Regions from separate parts of the Homo sapiens genome. Here region 1 is linked to region 2. Evidence: chromatin contacts called from ENCODE Hi-C data. All regions are on one chromosome and are shown on one strand. Each heading gives the region's core, a stretch centred on a gene start or an enhancer-like site at or near the end of the contact. The rest is flanking DNA. Distances are from core to core; before and after follow the strand shown. Region 1 has its middle 18 kb from the start of LINC00272. Region 2 overlaps CACNA1E (calcium voltage-gated channel subunit alpha1 E).

What was found. Hi-C counts contacts between places; a loop is a spot of excess contacts on that map. Pooled maps may share reads with other maps.
Region 1: a loop to region 2 is called in a pooled map, with 5 times the contacts of the local background. The contact joins two enhancer-like sites. A Hi-C loop is called at or near these places in 6 of 37 single-sample maps with no recorded cell type and 3 of 50 pooled maps.

The regions. Positions count from the first base shown.
Region 1 is chr1:182,423,618-182,427,815 of GRCh38, reverse strand. No RefSeq gene overlaps it. Among named protein-coding and RNA genes, the nearest start is that of LINC00272, 18 kb to the right of the region's middle. Within about 2 kb of position 1,280, at least 2 of the 41 ENCODE cell types and tissues checked have a DNase peak (open chromatin) inside an H3K27ac peak, as active enhancers do.
Region 2 is chr1:181,500,219-181,504,587 of GRCh38, reverse strand. The region is part of intron 1 of CACNA1E (calcium voltage-gated channel subunit alpha1 E); the gene reads right to left. Among named protein-coding and RNA genes, the nearest start is that of CACNA1E, 19 kb to the right of the region's middle. Within about 2 kb of position 1,332, at least 6 of the 41 ENCODE cell types and tissues checked have a DNase peak (open chromatin) inside an H3K27ac peak, as active enhancers do.

The sequences.
Region 1 (4,198 bases), core at 31-2,530, 920 kb before region 2:
CTCCTCCTCTCCATTCTCATCAGGAACCTTTAATACTCAGGAAAAATCAGAGAACATTGCTGGACTGGAATGGAGTCCTGGGCCACCTGAAAAGGATTTCCATTTCTCCTGTCCTTGGAAGGAGAGACATAAGAGAGCCAAGTACAGAAAATCCAAACTACTTAAGTCAAGGTTAGAGCACGACAAATCACCCATTAAACCCTTTTCAGTGTAAGGTTTAGCCTGCTAAACCCTTTTCAGATTATAAGTAAGAGTACCTGCCCACTCTCATTAGCATTATTTCCACCATGGACTCACACCCATAAAAGACAGCCCAGTTTCTCAGGTGAGGGAAACAGATGAGGGTCTGCTACTTTAAGGCCTCTGAGAACATGAAGTCCCTCCTAGGTGGTCTTACCAGTCCCCCTGCATCAACAAGATTTGGTACTGTGGTGCTTTAGCCAAGTATTAATAGTTACCCAGCCCAAGATGTTCCAGAACAGCCTTGTGCCACACCACATTGAAAATCAGGCCTGGGCCCTGAATATGCCACTGCGAGAGGAAACTTGCTTGAGTTTCCCATCAAGAGAAGTGAGAACTTTCATATTACCCAGAGCAACAATTTGCAGTTATTGGGGTCATTCTGAAAGTTGACTCAGGTGCATCAAAATAACTCTCATCATTTGAATGGTCATAAGAATCAACAGCTTGGCTATGAGAACATCAGGCAAGAGAGTACATAGTTATTTTTCCTGATTTTCTGCCTATGCAGATGTAAAAATTATACATAAACATTTTCACACTCTCTGAGCGGAAGTAATGTTACTCACTTTTTTTTTTTTTGAGGTGGAGTCTCACTCTGTCACCAAGGCTGGAATGCAGTGGCACAATCTTGGCTCACTGTAACCTCTGCCTCTCGAGTTCAAGTGATTCTCATGCCTCAGCCTCCTGAGTAACTGGGATTACAGGTGTGTGCCACCATGCCTGGCTAATTTTTTGTATTTTTGGTGGAGATGGGGTTTCACCATGTTGGCCAAGCTCAGCCACCCAAAGTGCTGAGATTACAGGCGTGAGCCATGGTGTCTGGCCATGTCACTCATTTCTGAAGTGAAAAAACTGGCTTTAGCCCCCAAGACTGTCAGGAAATGGACCCTTCATCATCCACCTCGATTTCCCCTTTTCTCTAAGAATCCCACGGCTAATACAGTCTCAAAATCTGTTGAATAGCCAACCATTCTCAGAAAAGGGAGAGGCATGAATAGTGTTCTTGACGTTGCTATGGTAACAAGTCCCCACCCTTCTTACCCTCCACCTCTCACCCTCATCTACCATGGGGAACTGACTTCATAGCTCCCTAGTGCTGTAGCCCACTGAAATAAAGGGGCTGCCACAGCTTGGTTCCTGCTCAAGCCAGCAGGGGCTTTTTTAGGAGGACAGCTCTCTGAGCGACCACATTCACCCTGAGCCACCTCCAACACCAGTGCTCCTTTCATGGGCCTCAGAGCCTTCTGACCCACTGGATCCCATCAGCTCTTGCTGTTTCCTCTGAGGTCTTGCTCAGAATGAGTGATTGCATCTACTGCCAGCCAAACCCACAGTCTTGTGCCCTTCCCAGTCTCTGGGATTTCTTGCAGGGTGGACTGTTGCTTGCTTTTTAATCTCCTAAAACCCAAAAGGTCCATCCTGACCCTTCTTCAATAGTTTGAGTACTGTACCACCAGAAGGGGCTTGCATTTTAGGGAAAAAACAAAAAACAAAGCAAAACAAAAAAACTGTCTTCTCTCCTGGGTGACTAGAAGGATCCAGACTTCAGGAACACAAAGGCTTATTTGCCACCCTTTTGGTAGACCCAGGACAAGAACTTTCATCCCTTCTTTCTTTTTCTTTTTCAGTTTTCCAGTTTTTCTAAATTAATTTTTTAGCCAGGCACAGTAGCTCATGCCTGTAATCCCAGCACTTTGGGGTGGTCAAGGCAGGCGGATCACCTGAGGTCAGGAGTTCAAGACCAGCCTGGCCAACATGGTAAAAACCTATCTCTACTAAAAATACAAAAATTAGCCAGGCGTGGTGGCAGGCACCTGTAACCCCAGCTACGCGGGAGGCTGAGGCAGGAGAATCGCTTGAACCTGGGAGGCGGAAGTTGCAGTGAGGCAAGATAGTGGCACTGCACTCCAGCCTAGGTGACTGAGGGAGACTCTGTCTCAAAAAGGAAAAAAATAATAATTTTTAAAAAGTATCATACATAGGCCAGGTGTGATTGCTCACACCTTTACTCCCAGCACTTTGGGAAGCCAAGATAGGAGGATGGCTTCAGCCCAGGAGTTCAAGACTAGCCTGGGCAACATGACAAGACCCCATCTCTACAAAAAATAAAAAATTAGCTGGGTGTGGTGGTGCATGCCTGTAGTCCCACCAACTTAGGTGGGAGCATCACTTGAGTCTGGGAAGTCACAGCTGCAGTGAGCTGTGATTGTTCCACTGCACTCTAGCCTGGCTGATAGCACAAGACCCTGTCTCAAAAAAAATTTCATATATAATATACTGTGCCACTTATACTTTGATGGCATAATAGCCATTTCTGCTCAATATTTATTTATTTTTGAAATATCTTGTTGATTTAAAGTTGTGTTTTTGTTGATTTACTTTATTATACCAGAAAATGAGGTATGATGACTTTGAGATTTGAAGCTTTTGCTAGTCCTCTGAGCTTAGTAATCGTTATGCACACGAATCACTTTTTAGTGACAATGAAACTTCAGTTTACCTGCCATCAAATTGTTTAGGAAACTGGAATGAAAATAGTTTTTGGTTTTTTAGTCTTAAAACCATTTTAGACATTAATATTGTTAAAGTGTGTTGAGCCATCTCTGCCATCTTTGATAAAGTATTTTGAATGTACTTAACTTTTAATTGTTTATGGCTCACTTACTTATCCTGTCCCACATCATACAGGAGCACCATGAGCGGTGGGAGAAGGATACAGGGTGAGTGCTGTGATTATTTACACTTAGCCCCAAACTGTTAAGATCTTTTAGGATTTTGTTCTGCTTGTCAGAGTTTATTCTCTTGTCAGACTGCTATCTCGTTCTTTCCACTGTCAATGCGAATTTTCTTCTTCAATTAGTATGTTTCTTATAATCTCCTATTATGTAGGGAATGAATCAGTTAGGCAAACTGGTTAACATTGTGTCTAAAGAAAGTAAATTGGCTCTGAGTAAAGTGGCTCTTTGCATAATTCACTACCCAAGACTTCAGAACATTGATTCTAGCTGAAGTTTTTAAGGGTAATCTTTTGTTCTTTTTTTTTTTTTTTTTTTTTTTTGAGACAGAGTCTTGCTCTGTCGCCTAGGCTGGAATGCAGTGGTGTGATCTTGGCAAACTGCAAACTCTGCCTCCCAGGTTCAGCGATTCTCCTGCCTCAGCCTCCCCAGTAGCTGCAATTACAGGTGCACACCACCACACCCAGCTAATTTAGTAGAGATGGAGTTTCACCATGTTGGCCAGGCTGGTCTCCATTCCTGACCTCAGGTGATCCGCCTGCCTCAGCCTCCCAAAGTGCTGGGATTACAGGCATGAACCACTGTGCCTGGCCTGTCCTTTTTTGAACATTCTCTATATTTTGAATACTTGAAGTTTCTTATATATGATTTTTTAAAAGATAGTGGAGTGCAACTGAATGTGGATTCTCAATGATTCCACGATAACACCTAATTCCATGCACAAAAGTGTCAATCTGGGCACCCTTTCACATTTCCTTCTTGTGTGACATCGAATATTGCCCTGTCCTCTCCTCTCTAAGCATTCATGCTGGCAGCACATTGTAATGAAAAAATTGGCTTTCAAAGTTGGGCCATCCAGTTGAATTCCTAATTTTTCTCGCTACATAAACTTGGAAAGTCACATAGCTACTCTGAACCTCAGAAATCATCATCTATTTTAAAAGACTGATAATTGTACTTAGTCACTAGGGGGCTGTCAAAATTGAGAATAATAATGCTAGTAAGAGTATTTTCTAAAAATATTATCATTATCCAAGGCAACATTTTCACATGTCCATGTTTTATCTATTTTATTCTTTCTTTTTTATCTATTTATCTATTTTATTCTTTAAGCTTTTAGTGCTCCTTTGCCAAGGTTTATTGTGAGTTACTCTGTGACAGATGCTAAGTTAGGTTTTATATGTTTTTTATCATTCAATCTCACAAAAAATCCTAATTTA
Region 2 (4,369 bases), core at 83-2,582:
TCATCATCACCTCTCAGGTACAGATCTGTAGGTACATGCTTGGGAAGGACTTAGGCCTCAGGCAGTAAATATTGGGTGTCCCCAGGCAAACATGCATCTCTATCACCACCAGGGGGCTCATCCTGAAGACCTCTGTACTTAGCTGTCTCCTCCCAGAGCCTATGACATCCGAACACTAAGAAGGCCATGCTCTGACAGGCAGGCAGATAGAATGCTGTGCACTCTCCCAACTTCAGCCTAATGCAGAATATGCTTTTGTGGGGAGCAGTCGGTGGGCACTCAGGCACTTCCTGGAAACTCCTGGGGGGGTATAGAAGAGTCCACAGTCTGAGGGGAGGCATTCCTCAGCCTCCTTTACCCATTTCCACCCCTCACCCCAGACCCTACAGGAAGACCTGTCTCCTTTTCTCCCTTCAGTCTCATGTTTTTGGATGTCTAAATCCAAGAGATGTAACAGCCTCAGAGGATGGCATGGACACCTTCATGCATGTCTTTCCACCTCTTCTTCATGTGCACATAAATATCATCCTAATAAGTGGACTTTGACTCAAAGACAGTAACAGAGAAAGAGCCTTAACTAGTCTGTGATTCCCTATTAGCATGACACCAAATAGACATTTTACATATGAACAGGAATGAAATACAGCTATCCAAGCCTTCCGTGTAACTTCAGAATCTTCTTCAAGACCTGGAATGCAATGGAAAAAATGTAGCTTGGTAAAGGAAACCAGAGCCAGGCCTCCGACTGCAAAAGCTGTCCCAACACAGTACTCAAGAGTCAATGAAGGGTTATGACCATCCATTCCCACAGAACCAAACAAGAAATACAAAAGGACTGAAGCCTAAAATGATACCGGAATCTGAACTCCCTCTGAAAACTGTAAAGTGTTGCACAAATACAGTTACTTTCAGTATCCTACTAACTCAATCTTTCAGCATCTACTGTGGCTCAATACTTTGGGGAAAGCATCTGTTGGTGGTTACAGCCTCCAGCCCTCAGGAGTGGGCTGGCTGGCTGTAGCCATGGACTGACACAGAGGAGACCAACTCCAATAAAGGATTTAAAAGAAAATTATGGTAATGGGCCTCCAGGAAAAGAGCAAAGACATTTGGCCCAGAACCTCCTGAGAATATGGAAAGCGCATCCAAACACCAGTCCCCAGAGGAGGATTTATGAAGCTGATGGCTCTGATGCAATCTCTCCCAGTGATTAGAAGGGATATTAATCACACCCCAGGCCAGGGCTAAGAACAGGAGGGGTTGAACCATCACAGAAGTCTGGCTCCAGTTCCCACAGACCCTGATGGAAATGCAGTGAGATCATGCTGGTGAGATCATATGACCCTCGTCTGAGCCGACTGAGAAAGATACATCTGTCCTGGAGGGACGAGTAATGCCGAAGACATAAGACCTTGTGCCTAAAACCCAGACATAGCAATAGTTATGACCATCACTTCAACAGTGTGTCTGCATCCCTCATGGTCTTCCTCACCTTCCTAGAAGCAGACATTCTTACAGAAATCTCTGCTTCCTAACCTGTCTACACAAAAGGAAAATTCAAACCAGCCCTGTTCAAACAGGCCTGGCCTGGCCAGGCACAGTGGCTCACGCCTGCAATCCCAGCACTTTGGGAGGCCGAGGCGAGTGAATCACTTGAGGTCAAGAGTTCAAGACCAGCCTGGCCAACATGGTGAAACACTGTCTCTGCAATTAATACAAAAATTAGCCAGACATGGTGGTGGGCACCTGTAATCCCAGCTACTTAGGAGGCTGAGGCAGGAGAATAGCTTGAACCCAGGAGATGGAGGTTGTGGTGAGCCGAGATCATACCACTGCACTCCAGCCTGGGGGACAGGGTGAGACTCTGTCTCAAAAAACAAAACAAAACAAAAAAAGAACAAGCAAGCAAAAACAGCCCTGGCCAGTCCAGCTCCCTTCCTGGAGGGATGTTTCACATTTTCTCCAGATCATGGCATAAAGTAGAAGTCAGTATGAGGTAAAAAGATGGAGAGCCAAGAGGGCTTTCTAATGCCTCTCAGCAAGCCGCTCCACCCTGCCCAGGTGAGAGGGCCCAGGTTAAGAGATAAGCTATGGTGCAAGGAGTCTTGGCCCAGGGCTCCTTCTGGACTTCTTTGCACTCACTCCTATGGCTGCCCTGGCAGGACATGGCAGCCCAAAAGAGACCAGCCCAGAAAAGGGAATAAACAGACAGAACTATTCCTGGAGATTCTGAGGAGCTATAGATGAACTTTTCAATTCTCTGAAAATAAATGTTAACCTTCCAAATTTATCAATATATGGACTATCTTCCTATTTGGGTAGTCCATACTTTTAGGTTTCCTGGGTCTGTTCTGGGCTGATCAACAGAAGGTGAACCACACATCACCTCCAAAGGGCAAGAGGGCTAAACCCCTGTGTTTCTCCATGTGACAGTTAGCAGTGTACAACTCTGGCTGCAAACCTGGAAGTCCACCCTGCATACCCCTCCCATCCCCTCTCTAACCACGGCAGGAGACATGCACTGTCAACAAGCAGAAAAACATGAAAGAAGGCTCTGCCTACTCCATACTGTCCCATGTCATCATCTCATTGCTTTCCTTGTGCAATTTTTCTCACCACCCAACCTCATCTTAAAAAAAAAGACTAAAAAACCAAACCCCTTTTCTTTTTTTAAAACAAAACAAAACAAAAATGTATCATGTGACTTCCAGCCTTAACATCAGTTTTTTAACTTTGGTTTCCATGGTGGTGGGATGCAACCTGCCATCGCCATGACAACAGCTGCCTCTGTTCAAATTCACCATCTGACAGGCAGTCCTGAACAGACACACACCTCTCTCCTTCTTAATCCCTCTCTCTCTCTCTCTTCCCCACTCCTGCTGTCAAGAAGATGGAAATGCCATCACACCTACTCCTAAAAACCTAATGAATGAAAGACAAATAAAGCAATATTGAGAACATAACAAAGAGGCAGAGAACTCCCCAAAAGGCCTTTTGTTTGCCAATACAATCCTGCTGCTCTCTCATGGAGGTCAGTGGACTCAGTTACTCAAAGCAAAAGATCCTAAGCATTACCCATTTAATGCTGGCTGTGAAGGCAAGTCCAAATTCTCATTACTTTAGACCAAAGAACTCCCATCTGACTCCCAGGACCCTGCCCTCTGGATAAAGTGGCTGAAAGGAAGTGCACATGATTGCTACTTTGGTGAACCAACACTGAGGTCAGTTCCAGACTCATCTGGGCCCTGATTCCCAAAGGATGGGAAGTGCTGGTTCTGAGAAAATAAGACAGTACTGTCTCCCTCCCTCCTCCCACTGCCATGCCCCTTGCAGTTACAGACAGCTGGATAAGTCTTAACAAATTCATTTGTTTTGCGTGTGACTGGATCCTGGACTCAAAACGCTGTCATTCAACACACAGTTTTGGTGAACAGCAGACAAATGATTGAACGCTACAGAAAAGGGAAAAAAGAAAAGGGGAGCATTAAAAGCCTCTGGAAGAAAACAAAACAGCAGTGGGAAAATTACCTGTTTCAGAAACGAGAATTTGTGTTTTGATGACACTCTGATGAATTGGAGCCCATCAAGAGTTCTGGCAGCAACGTGCATTTCAGGGAAGATGACTATGAGGTGCAATCAGCAACCCCACCCAAGACTACACCCCACTTCATATCAACACCAGCATCATGGAACTGAGACAGCATAAGAAAAATGAAAAGCCTTTTGTGAAAGAGTCCATAGATCACCTGTGGGAGAATGTTTGTTTTCCTCTGAAAACTCTGCAACTGTGCCCTGGCATTCAAAGACACCTACTGAGCCTGCAAACCACGTGAGATAATGTTGAAAGAACTAGGGATACTCAGCTTGGAAAGGGAAGACTTGAGAAATACATCACAGCTGCTTTCAAATATCTGAAGGGCTAGCTTGTAATAAGGGGCTCAGATGTTTTCTAAGTTATTATGGAGGCAAAGACTAAGACCCAATGTGCAGAGTACCCATCCGAAGACAGATCTGGAGCAATAAAGAGAAGAACTTCCACTGTTCCACAAGTGAATGGACTATTTTGTTAAGTAGAAAACTAAGTGTTGTGCTAATAGATGTTTAACTTCGGGGGAAAAGCCCCAATGTGTAGCATTTGCAAATTTCTGGGGTATAAATACTCTCTCCATGGCCAATTTCAAGCTACCATCTTGATATCACTGAACATGGAGTCTAGAAGAGACATACAGAGAGGACACTCAAGAGCTGGGACAAGCCAGTTTCAGCACAGCACTTATTGTGAGTTCCACATCCCCAGGGGAGTGTCAAGGATGTTAAGGCGGTGACTGCTGTATTCAATGGTAGTCATGCTGGATCAACCTTCATATGC